Regions from separate parts of the Mus musculus genome. Here all the other regions are linked to region 1. A link is a loop called in an ENCODE intact Hi-C map of the cell type or tissue named here. Cell type or tissue: heart. All regions are shown on one strand. Region 1 holds the start of Gh (growth hormone). Region 2 has its middle 9.3 kb from the start of Icam2. Region 3 holds the start of LOC108167929 (a long non-coding RNA gene).

The links. Hi-C counts contacts between places; a loop is a spot of excess contacts. Peaks named below come from ENCODE experiments on the same cell type or tissue, not always from the same donor. Only the 100,000 strongest peaks of a DNase experiment are listed, where the experiment ranks them.
Region 2: a loop joins it to region 1, with 7 times the contacts of the local background. A loop is called at or near these places in 15 of 42 quality-filtered maps.
Region 3: it touches region 1 in a loop (4-fold over the local background); 11 of 42 quality-filtered maps call a loop at or near these places.

What each region holds. Positions count from the first base shown.
Region 1 is chr11:106,300,403-106,305,402 of GRCm38, reverse strand. Gh (growth hormone) reads left to right here and starts at 3,507. Exons shown (of 5, transcript NM_008117.3): 1 at 3,507-3,663; 2 at 3,847-4,007; 3 at 4,192-4,308; 4 at 4,477-4,638; 5 at 4,837-5,000. The coding sequence starts at 3,654. In heart, CTCF peaks have their summits at 2,366 and 2,566 (motif pointing left); no DNase peak of the experiment used is centred here.
Region 2 is chr11:106,389,538-106,394,537 of GRCm38, reverse strand. No RefSeq gene overlaps it. Among named protein-coding and RNA genes, the nearest start is that of Icam2, 9.3 kb to the right of the region's middle. In heart, no CTCF peak of the experiment used is centred here; DNase peaks (open chromatin) are centred at 2,507, 3,547 and 4,827; H3K27ac peaks cover 327 bases.
Region 3 is chr11:106,363,816-106,368,815 of GRCm38, reverse strand. It overlaps LOC108167929 (a long non-coding RNA gene), which reads right to left and starts at 3,252. Exons shown (of 3, transcript XR_001780342.2): 1 at 3,166-3,252; 2 at 1,870-2,037. It also overlaps a transcript of Scn4a not described here. In heart, CTCF peaks have their summits at 242 (motif pointing right) and 2,257 (motif pointing right); DNase peaks (open chromatin) are centred at 2,245, 3,238 and 3,885; H3K4me3 peaks cover 1,112 bases; H3K27ac peaks cover 2,187 bases.

The DNA.
Region 1 (5,000 bases):
CAGGACAGCCAGGGCTCTGTTACACAGAGAAACCCTGAGTGCTAAGACTCATGTACCAGCTTACACAGCATTCAGGATGCTGAGGCAGGAGGATCACAAGTCTGAAGCCAGCCTGGGCTACACAGTGAGTTCCAAAGTAGCCTGAACAAGAATATGTATGTGCATTTTTGTGTAGTATATGTATGTATGTGAATGCAATAACCAATCCTGACCTCCAAAAGAGGACAGAGCAAGAAGTGGAAAGGGCAGGCTTCATATTCCCAGTGAGGAGTGTGCAGAGCTACCCCTGACCCTCCTGAGGTCATTCCCACCACCAGAATTAGAAAAATGAGACTGCTTCCACCCAGAGACTTGAACCTCAAGGTGTAGAAAACGCTGCTTTTGGAGCAGGTCTATGACCTTGTCTAGTAGGTTTGGAGAATCCCAGAGACAGTCAAGTCTGGAAACACAAAGTGCTTCCAAACATAGAAGCCCATGGACCCAAAGTTTTAAGGGGTGTTCTCTGTGTATGCCTGTATCCGTTCATGTATGTGCATGCGTGTGTGCACCTGTGTGTGGAAGCCAGAAGTCAGCAGACAGTTTCTCCAGCACTGTCCACTCTGTTTCACTTTCACTGTTTTGTTTTGAAGTTTTGTGTATGTGTGTATGTATGTGTATTTGAGTGTGTGTGTGTGTGTGTGTGTGTGTGTGTGTGTGTGTGTACATGAATGCAGGAGAGCATGGAGACGGGAGGAGAGCATTGGATCCTCTGGAACTATAGTTACAAGCAGTTGTGAGTGGCCCCATGGAGATACTAGGAACCGAACTTGGGTCTTCTGCAAGAGCAGTCTGTGCTCTGAAGCTATCACTCCAGCCCCTTGTTTTTAGTGAAAGGGTCTTTTACTGAACCTGAAACTCATAGATCCATCTAGAGCAGTTCCAGGCATCCTGCTGTCTCTGCCTCTCTAGCACTGGGATTAAAGTATACAGAGCCACCCCTGATTTACAAAGTCTGGATGCTGGGGATCCAGGCTAGGGTCTTCATGCTTATGAAGCAAGCTCTCTAATGACCAAGCCATCACTCCAGCTCTAAAATGGATATTTCTTAGAGACAACTGGAGCTGTCAGTCTGAACTTTTGAAGGCTGGGATCAGAGATGCTGGTCACACTGTTTGGCAGCCTCTAAGCCTGAAGTTTTCAGAGGTCTCAGTGGTACACCAAGATTGGGCAACTTTCCAGAAGTACTGAACAAACCCTAAGTTAAGTCAAAACTTAGCTTCTAGTAGCAATGAATTCTGGTTTTGGTCTCTGCCACCAGACATCTTAAAATGGTCCAGACTAGAGAAAAGATCACCAACTCACTCTGATCTCACATTTATCTCAGCTCACCCTTCTGGGCCTAGAGCTTATAATACTAATGTTCTATAAAGATATCCCCAGGGGTCCCCCAAGATCTTCTGGGCAACTCCATTCTGAGGTCACTTCAGTTCTGATGTGGCAAGAGAAGATGTCAACAACCCTGTCCCTCAGGGGTACCTTCTTTCTCAGCGCCTGTATCTTTGGTTAGCCCCTGGAGCCTTCCCCAGACCTAGCCCTTAAGGCCATAGCAGCCTCCTAAGAGTGCTGGACAAATCAGGGAAAGCTGTTGGGAAATGCTTGTGGGATGTTTATATCTGTTGGTCCTCCATGGGGAGAGGTGTAGAGGCCCCGACATTTACATTGTAGCCCCCAGGGACATGATTTTTCAATGTTGGTTGCTGACATCACAACCAAGTACTTATGGAGAGATTCGCTTGCTTGTGTGTTTTCATACTGGATCAAACATTAAACATCCTGAGATCCAAAGGTAAGAGATCTAGCCACAGGGAGTGCTGGGGATTCGGGTCCTGGTGATCTTCACATGCTGACATAGCTCAGCCCTTTTTGGCCCTGGCTTTGTCCTGTTGTGGGCTTTCCCATCTGCAACCCATGCTCCTGGGCCATTTTCCTATGGGCCAGGGAAAACAAGATGGGGTGAAGGCACCCTTACATTTAGGGGCAAGACCTAGTACTCAGAAGGATTCAGAAACTGAAATAGCTGGGTGATACCACACAGGTGCTAGGGATAAGGGGCCTTGAGCCATGGACCATGGGAACTACAAAGCTGAAGGAGCTGCTGCCTCAGCAGAACCAGCGCTTGAATTTGTTCTTTCAGAACCTCAGTCTCTTCCTCTGAAAAATGGGTGTGTTGTGTATCCCACATTCCCAAGTCAGCCATGGGACCAAATGTGAGCGTGTGGGTTTTGCCTCCTGAGAAACTCAGGGGAGCAGAATGCTACAGTGGGTGAATTGGATTCTTTCAGAGAGCCCACCCTGTTTCCCACATCAGCCAGAAGGCTCAAAACCCTGAAGAGCTTTCTGAACTTTGAGGTGCCCAAAGCTTCAGGGCTGTATGGGAAGCACCTGAGGTCCAAGTCCGTTTACAAGAATTTTGTTTTTTGGTTTACAGCTGCTTGGCCGGTCCAAGGAGCAGGTTTGGGTCCTGTGCTCCACAGACCTAAGGGTTACCTTAGAGCTTATGGGAGAGCATTGTGTGTGGACAGTGGACAGTGCCCTCTAGTGCTCAGTGTTAGCACTACATCCAGTTGCCCTCCACCAGTTTATGCTGCTGAGGAAGTCTTTCTTTTCCCAACAGCAGTGTCTCTCCCTCTCCCACCCCCTCTCCCTCTCCCTCCCCCTCCCCCTCCCCCTCCCCCTCCCCCTCCCCCCCTAGGTTATTTTTATTTTTACTGGTGTGTATGTGTGTGAGTCTATGTCACATGTATGAGAGTGCTTGTGGAGACCAGAAGAGGGCATCAGAAGAGCCCCTAGAACTGGAGTATAGGTGGTTGTGAGCCACTTGTCATGGGTGTTGGGAACCAAACTCAGGTTCTCTGGAAGAACAACAAGCTCCCTTATCATATAAGCCATCTCTAAATCCAGGACATTTTTTTTTTTTTTTTTGAGATTTAGAGATTCAAGGAGGAGGAACAATAGGAGGAAGAAGGGGACAGAATAAGGCCAACAAAATGACCAAGGAGGTATAGGCACTTGAAGCCAAACCTAAGTACCTGAGTTCAATCCCTGGGACCCACATGATGGAAAGATGGAATCGATCCCCAAAAGTTATCTTCTGATCCCTATATGCACACACTTGAGGATGGACAGACAAAGAGACAGACACACAAACACACACAAATGTAACTGAAAAAGAAACCTCTATGGGGACATCGCCTTCTTGGAGAGGCTCTGTTGCCCCTCATCCTAGTGAACAAACAACTCCTACTCCCTGCCAGAGTATCCTACCCTTGGATTCAAAATGGTCTCAGAGGACACACCGGGTGGGCTCTGTCGCTGGGATCTTGCATAACCAATGCCCATAAGCCTGGCAAAGGTGGCGATGAGACGATAAGGTCAGGGACATGACCGCAGAAGAGGAGTGGGGACGCGATGAGTGGGAGGAGCTTCTAAATTATCCATCAGCACAAGCTGTCAGTGGCCCCAGCCATGAATAAATGTATAGGGGGAAAGGCAGGAGCCTTGGGGTCGAGGAAAACAGGTAGGGTATAAAAAGGGCACGCAAGGGACCAAGTCCAGCATCCTAGAGTCCAGATTCCAAACTGCTCAGAGTCCTGTGGACAGATCACTGCTTGGCAATGGCTACAGGTAAGCATGCGCAAATCCCGCTGGGTGTGGTTTGGGACCCAGGGCCCCTGAAGATGGATCTGAGGCTTCTAATGTGAGTGCGTTCCAACTTCTGCCATGTTGGGAATACTCTGGGTCCCTATGGGGATTGGGAGAGATCGGCCATTGCTCCCAGGTTTCTCCTGCCCTCCTGTCTCTCTCTAGACTCTCGGACCTCCTGGCTCCTGACCGTCAGCCTGCTCTGCCTGCTCTGGCCTCAGGAGGCTAGTGCTTTTCCCGCCATGCCCTTGTCCAGTCTGTTTTCTAATGCTGTGCTCCGAGCCCAGCACCTGCACCAGCTGGCTGCTGACACCTACAAAGAGTTCGTAAGTTCCCCAGAGATGGGTGCCCGTTTGTGGAAGCAGGAAGGGGCAGGTCCTACCCCATACTCCTGCCCCCAGGAAGTCATTGAGGGAAACTATGGGGTAGGGGAATCTTAGCCAATGCTGTACCATAGTAATGATGGTGACGAGACACAAGCTGGTCCCTCAGTGACCACCCTTCTTCCAGGAGCGTGCCTACATTCCCGAGGGACAGCGCTATTCCATTCAGAATGCCCAGGCTGCTTTCTGCTTCTCAGAGACCATCCCGGCCCCCACAGGCAAGGAGGAGGCCCAGCAGAGAACCGTGAGTAGTCCCAGGCCTTGTCTGCACAAATCCTCGTTTCCCTCCATGCAGCCCTAACTGCACTCCAGGCCAGGGACCAGCTCCTCCCTGAAGCTGGGGTAACCTGGGAGTCCCAGGCAGAGGTCACTAGGCAATACACTAACCCCAGCCCTTTTTTTCCCCCCTCAGGACATGGAATTGCTTCGCTTCTCGCTGCTGCTCATCCAGTCATGGCTGGGGCCCGTGCAGTTCCTCAGCAGGATTTTCACCAACAGCCTGATGTTCGGCACCTCGGACCGTGTCTATGAGAAACTGAAGGACCTGGAAGAGGGCATCCAGGCTCTGATGCAGGTGAGGATGGACTAGCCTGGGGTTATGCCTGGAGCCTAGGTGGGGCTCACTGTCCTCTGTTTTACCGGTCAGCCCTTAGACCCTTGAGAAGGCTTCTTCTTCTTCATTTTCCTTTATGAAGCCTCCAGGCTTTTCCTTCGGTCCTGGGGTGGAGGGAGGCACAGCTCCCGAGTCTCCTGCCCTTCTTTCCCACGACAGGAGCTGGAAGATGGCAGCCCCCGTGTTGGGCAGATCCTCAAGCAAACCTATGACAAGTTTGACGCCAACATGCGCAGCGACGACGCGCTGCTCAAAAACTATGGGCTGCTCTCCTGCTTCAAGAAGGACCTGCACAAAGCGGAGACCTACCTGCGGGTCATGAA
Region 2 (5,000 bases), 89 kb before region 1:
TCCAGAGCTATAACATCCTCCTTGGGGGCTGTTGAAGAAAAAACTGCCTTGGAATGTTTCAGGAAATTTCCTGAAGCGCCCTTTATTGAATTTCAGGAAGGTAGCCCATTGGGACCAACCTACTTCAGAGTGGGAATTAGATTTCCAAGTGAATAGGATTCTGGACTAAGGTACCTGGGAAGAGAGAAGATTAACTCCAGCCACCAACTGAAGAGTACACTGGGGAACCCATGGCTCCAGCTGGATATGTAGCAGAGGACTGCCTTATCAGGCATCACTGGGAGGGGAGCCCCTTGGTCCAGTGGAGGCTTGATAGGGGAACGCTAGGCTGCTAAGGCAGGAGTGGGGGGGGAGCATCCTCATAGAGGCAGGGGGAGGGGAGGGGGGCTTGTGGAGGGGAAACTGGGAAGGGGGATAACATTTGAAATGTAAATAAATAAAATAACTAATTTTTAAAAAGCACTAGGGAAGAGGGACCGTCCAACCTGGACCATGTTAGCAGCTCACACGACAGCCATGTCCCCACGGGATGTGCCAATGCAGCCTGCAGTCCATTTAGAATCTCCCTGTGCTTCCTCATCCTCCTGTCTAGAGAAGTCATGGAGGCTCCCAGGGCTCTTGCCCCAAGTCAAGGACTGTTTACAAAGCGCACACCCCAGGACCTCACTAGCCTCAGAACATCTTGTCAGACACTGGAGATGCTAACCATCCCTCCTACTTCATGCCTCAGGAGCCTAGAAGGTCCTGAGGCTTGTGGTCATATCTTTTCAAGTTTTAAATCTTGAACCCAGCCACATCCTCAGGAGACCAACCTCTTCCATGACCCAAAAAAGCCTATTGAGGTTTGGTCCCCAGAAGGACACTTACTGGGAGGTGGTAGAGACCTCAATTCTGTGAGTGGTGGTGCAAGGAGGGGGACAGTTAGGTAGTTTCCAAGTGTGCCCTTAAGAGGATTTGGCCACCTCCCCTTCCTCTGTTTTCTGGTTACAAAGTAAGTAGTTCATTCCTTTGGCCTCAGGGCAGCTAGAAAGGCGACTGACAAGTAGACTGGGAGGGAGGCCAGGTCTATGCCTCAGAACTCTACGATATCCTTACAGTCAGTCACCCAGCCCCTACTTCCAGGAACTGCCATCCTGATCTCCACCGAGTTCCAGAGTAACAGGCGTGAGTAGTCTGGGAGGAGCAAAGGAGTCTGGGAAAGCCAGGATCCAGTACTGTCTCTCCCTCCACAGTGAGAGATCACAGTCCCTGTAAACGACCAAGGAGGTCAAAAGGGTTGCTGCCAGGCCCCACCACAAAGGATGACTCTATTTGCAGCTGCTCACTGGCTTAAAAAAAGAACAACCCCAGGCTGGAGAGATGGCTCATCGGTTAAGAGCACTGCCTGCTCTCCCAGAGGTCCTGAGTTCAAGTCCTAGCACCCACGTGATGGCTCACACCCATCTGTAATAGGATCCAGTGCCCTCTTCTGGTGTGTCTAAAGACAGCGATGACAGTGTACTCATGTATACAAGATAAATAAAAAGAAAAGATTCAGTTAATAATTAAAAAAAAAAAGCAAACAAGCTGTGTAAACCCTGTGCTTGTTGGATTTTCCCCTTGCCAAACATGCAGTCTTGGGCTCTTCCAAAGGAAAGAGTGTATCCTCCCTCCTAGTCTCCAGTTGAGCTCACTGGTTTTATTTAGCCGTGAAATAGAAAAGGGGCTGGGCGTGGTCATACTTGCCTTTAATCGCAGCACTCCAGAGGCAGGCAGATCTCTGTGAGTTTAAAGGTCAGCCTGATCTACATAGCCAGTTCCAGGTCAGCCAGGGCTGTGTAGTAAGATCTTGTCTGGGGGGGGGGGGAGAAAAAAGGGGGTGGGGTGGGGGAGGCTGAGGCAAGAGGATTGCCAGGAGGAGTTCAAGTCCAGCCTGGTCCTCATAGGCACCTCCTGCATGTCTGCATGTCCTCTTCTCAGCTTTTCAGTTCCTGGATGTTTATGGATGTGTTCTTTTACGTCTATATTATTCTCCTTAAAAACAGTCCCTCGGGGGCCTAGAGAGAGAGCATACTGGTTTCCAGAGGAACCCAATTCAGTTCCCAGCACCCACATGGCATATTCCACAGTCACTCGTAACTCCAGTTCCAGGGGGACCCAATACCTTCTTCTGGCTTCTGTGAGCACCTGGACTCATGTATACATACCCTTATGCAGACAAAACACATAGACAAATAAATAAAACTAAGATTACCAAACTGCCTGGTGACTCACACCCTTCGGAGGCTTGAGGCAGGATTGCCATGAGGTCTAAACTTACCTAGGCTATCCAGTGAATTTCAGGCCAGCCTGGACTACAGGGTGAAATCCTTTCTCAAAACACAGTTTCTCAGGGACTCGTCTGCATCCCAATCCACTTTTGAACACAAAGGAACGTTGGGGCAGCCACCCAGCCCAGAGATGTAATTCTCATGCCTTTTAGAGAAGGTGGTGGCAGGATGCTTACTTTCTCCACCACTAGATGGCACTCATGTGCTGTCCATCCCCAGATCTCCTGCAGTGGCTTGTTCTTAGTGTGGCCACTCGCATGACCAGCCTGAATGCTGATCTGACTCCTCACCCTGCAGTGGGATTCCCCTGAAATGAGGCTGGGGTCCAGACCAAGGGAGACAAAGAGACCTAGCTTTCCTTTTTCTTTTCAAACGGTTTTTATTTAGTTTGTTTTTATGTATGTGGGTGTTTTGTCTGTATACCACATATATGAAATAACCACAGAGGTCAGAAGAGGGTGTCAGATCCCAATGGGACTAGTGTTACAGTTGTGATCCAGTGAGTGCTCTTAACCACTGAACCATCTTTCCCCCCAGGGACCCAGCTTTCTAAACCCAACTCCTTCGTCGGCTGATAGGTTTTTTAATAACCCCATAGCCACAAGCTTTCCCATTACAAGTTAACATTGGCCAGAATATATGCCACCCCTGTCCCTTGAAGAGTGAAGGTGATCCTGGAACTGGGCATTCCAAGAACCCCTGCAACAGTACAGGTGCCACTGTGTCCTTGAACAGAGGCTACGAGGACACAGATACCAACTGGAGCTACCAATCTCCGTTGTGTGCCTCTATTTACAAACTCTTGTTCGATGGTTTTACAAATTATCTGTGTAACCCAGGATTCCAGACTGACCCACAGCCTCTTATTTGGGCTCTCGGCCAATGAGTTTCCAGTTTACTGTGAAACTCTAGCCTTCTCCGTCCTGATCAACACCTTACTCTGCTTTCTGCATGTGGTTCGTTGGATATTATTTACTTAGCTCTTCTTCACTCTGCTAAAACAACGTATACACCTGTCACCTCTTACACCGGCTGGTTTTGTGTGTCAACTTGACACAAGTTAGAGTCATCAGAGAGAAGGAGCCTCAGTTGAGAAAATGCCTCCGTGAGATCCAGCTGTAAGGCATTTTCTTTATTACTGATCAGTGGGGGAGGGCCCAGCCCATGGTGGGTGGTGTCATCCCTGGACTAGTGGTCCTGGGTTCTATAAGAACACAGGCTGAGCAAGCCAGGAGAAGCAAGCCAGGAAGCCACACCCTCCATGGCCTGTGCATCAGCTCCTGCTTCCAGGTTCCAGCCCTGCTTGAGTTCCTGTCCTGACTTCCTCCAATGATGGATTATGATCTGGAAGTGTTAACGCTGAATAAACCCTTTCCTCCCCAACTTGCTTTTTGGTCGTGGTGTTTCATCACAGCAATAGAAACCTTAATTAAGATACTTCTCTACCCACCAAGGGAAAAGAGGGTGGGGGATCAACTCAGAATAAACAAACCATTAACAGTGTGCCCACGCTGAGCCAGTGATAGCATAGATATCCCGATTGCTCTCTACAGGGTGGAGTGCAAGTGTGTGTTTAGAGTAGAGAATATGCGAGAACATCCCAGCTGTCCTTTCCCATCTCAAAAGAGACTATAGGACTTTGCTTAGTGTCATGAGAGGTGACTCCTACCATATGTGTCCATCATTGCCATACACCGTCCTTCCTAGAAGCTAAACCAATGCCTCCTCTCCCCGACATCTAGGACTTTAAACCTCTAAAACTGAACTAAATATTTTTTTTTCCTTTCTAAGTTTGATCAGCAGGGCTGGAGAAATGGATAATTGGTTAAGAGCATTAGCTACTCTTCCAAAGGACCAGGGTTCAATTCCCACCACTGACATGGTGGCTAACAACTACCTGTAACTCCATTTCCAGGGAATCTGATGCCCTCTTCTAGCCTCTATGTGCACCAGGCTTGCATGATATACACAGACGTATACACATAATAAAAGAAAAAACCCACATATATTATACCTCAGGTGTTTTGTTGTAAAAATATGATGCTGACTGATACAGATGTCTACCCCAATTTATGTCTACAACAGATGCCTCTAAAACATATGGCAGGATATTTTAAAGTTAATTTGAAGTCAGGCATTGTGGCCTGACTTTAGTCCTAGTACCCCAGAGGCAGAGGCAGGACTATCTTTGCATTCAGCTAAGCCTGATCTACAGAGTGATCAGGGCAGCCAGGGCTACACAGAGAAACCTGATCTGGTGGGGAGGGCGTTTGTTGGGGGGTGGGGGGAATTGCTTTGAAGAAATTGAGGCACAAAAGCACCAAGAGAAATTGTTCCAGAGTCAGCAGACCCCAGCATTCTTGGTTGGCATTCATTCACAGACTGAACATTCTGTGGACTCCTGATAAGATCTAATTTGTGACTTTGCTGAGCCAGAGCTTTAGCCGGTATAGGCTGTGAAACTGATCCATGGGGACAAGATCCTTTGCTTTTGAGTGAACCTAGCTGGCTGGTTTCCCAGGACCCACCCCTAGCGCCTGGCTTCCTCCTTGTTAAAACAAAACCTCCCTGCTGGAGTAAATGACTTGCTAGTTGAGGCTACAGACTTGAAGAAATTTTGGGTGATGATTCTTAGTCACTAAGAACTTTTAGTGGAGTGCAGGACATAGCCAGAGAAGAGGGTGCTCTGTG
Region 3 (5,000 bases), 63 kb before region 1:
AGAATTGAGTTGGAATTTTGATGGGGATTGCATTGAATCTGTAGATTGCTTTTGGCAGGATAACCATTTTGACTATATTAATCCTGCCAATCCATGAGCATGGGAGATCTTTCCATCTTCTTAGATCTTCAATTTCTTTCTTCAGAGACTTGAAGTTCTTATCATACAGATCTTTCACTTCCTTAGTTAGAATCACACCAAGGTATTTTATATTATTTGTGACTATATTATTTATTTATATGGTGTTCTGCCTGCATGTATGCCTGCAGGCCAGAAGAAGGCACCAGATCACATTATAGATGGTAAATGAGCCACTACCATGTGGTTGTTGGGAATTGAACTCAGGACCTCTGGAAGAACCAGTGCTCTTAACCTCTGAGCTATCTCTCCAGCCCCTCTCCCTCCCCTCTTCTTAAGACAAGGTTTCTCTGTGTTGTTCTGGAACTCATTCTGTAGACCAGACTGGCCTCAAACTCAGAAATCTGCCTGCCTTTGCCTCCCAAGTTCTGAGATTAAAAGCGTGTGTGACTGCTGTCCAGCGTGAGGGCCCAGTTTCTAAAGAAGCAAGGAGCCAGGATCTGAGGGGTGATAGAAATTAGGTATTGGCCTGCAGAATTCTGTGTCTGACGATGTATGGGCAAGGAGGAGTCTAGGAAACACACCAGCGAAAGCCGTTTGTCCCTGCCTACCTGCTCTCACTGGGCGACTTCTACCACTGCAGTTGTCCTTGAGTGCGGCGGGCATGTGGTTCTGTGTTAGCTGGTGGTACGCTGGGGACTTGTGAGCATGTGAGTGGTGCTGACGGGATGCTCAGGGGTGGAGATGTATTTCCAGAGTCCTACCCACTGGGACTGCAAGATGGAACGTCAGAGCCTTCCTCCTCACCTGAACCCTAGGTAGAAACTGAGGTGCCATCAGCCATAATATGATTAACCCAATAATCCTTGATACAAAATAGGAAGCTTAGCTCCATTCATCTCCTATACGTTTTTCCTGCCATCTGCAACAAAGTATCCATGCGACCATTCTACTTCAGCTGTGACTGGTGCCCAGATCCTCACAGTACTCAGCTCACACAACTGAATATCTCAGCCTTGCTCCCTCATATACGGTGACCCCCTCCCATTACTCTAATCCCTCATTTAAGAACATCCTACCCCATAGAGCTGTGACCAGAAAGAGGCAGAGACCAAAGGGGCAGGGATGTATGTGGAAGCGACAGATGACGCCAAGACACAGATGTTCTTACGCCTGTGTCACCGTTCTGTTGCTGTGAAGGGACACCATGCCCATTATAAAAGAAAACAGTTTCGGAGCCTTGAAAACGTGGTGAGTGTGGTAGCAGGCAGGCAGACATGGCGCTGAAGACGGAGCTGGGAGTTCTACCTCCTAGTCCACAGGCAGCAGGAAGAGAGAGACTCTGACCTTGGAATGGGTTTTTGAAACCTCAAAGCCAACACTTGTTGGAAGAAGGATGTCACTTCCTCCTCATCCTTCTAATCCTTTCAAATAGTGCCACTCCCTGGTGACTAAGCACTCAACTCTATGAGCCTATGGGGGCCATACTCATGCAAACCACCACATCACCCACCCAGTACCCACAAACAAGTGGCAATGTCCTGTCTAGGGGACAGTGACTAGTGACCTGAGACCACAGCAAGGCTAGAAGTGAGAGAAGGACCCTGAATGGCCTTGGGGAAGCCATCTGTGAAGAGTCTGAGAAGAAACTGTGTTTTCCTCTACATTCTGGAAGCAACCCCTTAGGAAGAAGCCAGGATTCCATTAGCAACAGAGCTCTGTAGAGACTGCTCCTCAGAAAGGACCCCAAGCCAGGCAGGGGCTGTGTATAAAAGAGACCAATGTGCTCACCTGGGTTTAGAAACTGCTCAGAGTCTCAAGTGGCTCTCCATGTCACCGATGCAGAGGGAGCTGAGAGGTGGAGAGTCGCAGGCCCAGCAAGAAATTCTGTAACCACAATCAGACAGGGCCACCCAGGAGGGGGGCTCAGTGACATCCGAGGCTCTGTCCACAGAGGTGCTAGAAAAGTCAAGGGTGGCTGTTGGTCAGGCCTCCCCGAGCCTACCAAAGCACACTGCACTCAGAGTTCAGTCTGCTGAGGGCTGGAAGCAACTGCCTGCAGCAGGAATAGACACGGCATGGCCAAGGCAGGCAGGCTACTTTGGAAGATCTGGAGCAGGAGGACAAGACAGAAACCACAGCACCTTCAGGCTGAGTTGAGGCACTTCTTAACAGCTCCACTAGGGGGCACCACCGCTACAGAGTGAACAGGGGAGCTAAGCCAATCTCGTTTTTTCCCAACCACAACCCCTCCCTGGGCTGGAAGGGACAGATGTCTTGCCAGCTGGGAGTTGGGGGAGGGGGTAGACAAATACTTCTTGGGACTTCTATGTGGTCCTGTTAAACAGTTGGGTGTAAATGTATGTGCATCTGTGTGTGGGTGTGGGGGTCCACACTGGGGGTGTACAGACTTGGTAAATACTTGATAAAAAAAAAATCTACTGGTAGAGCTAGCAGGTTCTGCTCATGTGAACAGAAGTGAGTATGTTGGCAAGCAAGTCACATTAGTGAAAATATGAATTCATGGACGTGCACACAGATATACCCTTCATAAAAGTCTGAAACATGTGGTGTTTGTGTTATCTGGCATGGGTGTGACTGAGAACATGGGATTTTGGGGGCAGGGGTGTAACTTGAAGGCTTGCACAAGTCTGTGGTGTGAGCCTGTGCGTGTGTGTGTGTGTGTGTGTGTGTGTGAAAGGTTCTTTGTATGTGTTGCATACAAATATGTTGCATGCAGCATTAGTGTGCAGTGAGCTCACATGTGAGCGTGCACCACAGTAAGTGTGAATGTGAGTGTGTAGACCAGCTTGTTCCCTGTGAACACTTGGAGAAGTGACTGTCAGGGAGATTGGGTACAAAAACGAGCCTGCGTATGTTTGTTGAGGTTAGGAGAGATCCTGGATGGGGGAAGTTCGTGTGTGTGTGTGTGTGTGTGTGTGTGTGTGTGTGTGTGTGTGTGTTCGTGCATGCGAGTGTGTGCTCCTGTATGGATAGGTGTGTCTTGGTCAGTGTGGTCCCAGAACCCAGGCAGTTGCAGGGGAAGCCTGGAACACGCCGAGAGAAAAGAGTGGCTGAGGCACCCACCTGAAGATTGGCCCAGTCCTCAGGTTTCACTCATGACTCTGTGACATCAGCGGTAGCAGCTGTCCTTGCCGGCCCGGCCCCCCAGCCAAGTCCCCCAGAGCTCCAGCCCCAGCCTGAGGTGGGCACGGCACCCGGGGCTCTCGTCTGCCACCGCTCTTCTCTGCTTCTGGCCAACAGTGAGTACTGTGTCTTTCTGTGCCAGCCCAGCCTGGTTCCCCCAGGGGTGGGTCACCCCAAAAGACAGGTGACCCTGGCCTCAACCCCAGCATGGGTCTAAGGAAGTCACCACTTTGCTACCGCTCCGCTGATCTGTTTGCGCCCGGCTCTCCTGTCTGCACCCGGACCCCACTCTGCCCTGTCAAAACCTCCTTGTACCCTGACCCTCTCTGTCCCCAAACTTGCCTTCTCTGGTCTGTCTTCTGTTCTCTCTGCCCCTGCCTAGCTGAACTTTCCCTGAGCAAGAGTCCTCATTCCCGTTACAAATGTGACTGAAAGTTAGCTCCAGACAGGCATAGGATGACCCAAAGGATAGGGCCCAGGCTGTAGTTTCTTCAGGAAGGGACATGACGGGGAACCAAAACAGTGACTCGGCTTGGCCTGTTTGCTAAGGAGCAGGGAGGTGGAGAGTGGAGGAGGAGAGCGGCTGGAGGCTGGGTGGGGGTAGGGTGGCGGCGGTGGCGGCTCCTTTGCTCTATTGAAAGAGGAATCTGTGAGATGCCAGCAGAGGACACATCCCGGCTGTCACTAGGCAAGGCTCTGCCCACTGTCCCGCCCTCCTCCAGCCCTCTCTGCCAGCCACAGGCCTCTTTTCCTAGCGAATCTGGAAGGGGTGGGGGTGGGCAGAGGTGTAGTCCTACACAGCAGAGGGGGAACGCTGGAGACCAAGACAGCCCTGAGTACGCTCAGGAGGATGCATGGGTTCCTAATGTAGGTCAGGGGACCTCAACCCCTTTCACCCCCTTTACTAAGAATAGAGCCCTCGGGACACCAGGACAGAGGGTAGGCAGTAATAGCTGATAGAGAAGAGGTGTGCCAGGGCTGGAGGGGCTAGCACTAGTTGGGTTGTTTACCAGAAGGGTCAACTTGGTAAAAGGTATCAAAGCATTATAGTCTTAGCTGGGCGTAGTGGTCTCTAATTCCAGAAAGCTGAGGCAGGAGGATTGCCATGAATTCAAGGCCAGTCTGGGTAACATATGACTCCATGTGGGTAGAGATCTCCAAGATAGAGCAGTGTGGGGCTAGGCTATGCCCAAGGGTTCAGAGCCTCTACTGTCAGGAGGCAGCCCCCCACCCCCACCCCCACCCGGGAGGGAACCCTCCACCTGTCCCCTCCTCTCCCTTACCTCCGGAAGGTTGCACATGAACAAGTCACTCAGCAGAGCCTGGAAGGCTAGAGGCACACACGGGGAGCCTTTGCTGAGGCCCTGCCAATGAACAGGTCAGGGAGTTGGGGAGGGAGAGGGGTTGAGCTTTAGGGAACAAGGTATGTCACCAGCTGTAGCTGTGTCAGGAGGATCCTAACAGTGGCGGAGGCTGAGTAAGCACTGTGTGTGGTAGGGTTGGAAATAGGGGTAGGTAGGGGTGTTCCTCCAAGTCCTCTGTCTAGAGCAGGAGGTATGGCCTTCTGTGGCAGGGACAGGGACAGCAGTGGCCACTATGCTACCTTTTGCAGTCACATTAACTATGTAGGATGTAGAAGAAGCTAAATATCCCAGGACTTTTGAACCTGCCATGTCAGGCAGGGTATCCAAAGATAAGCCAGGCCTGTGTCCCCACCCAGTGCCCAGGTAACAGAGGACAGAAACTCCAGGCCCTGTGTCTGGTGATCACAGAAG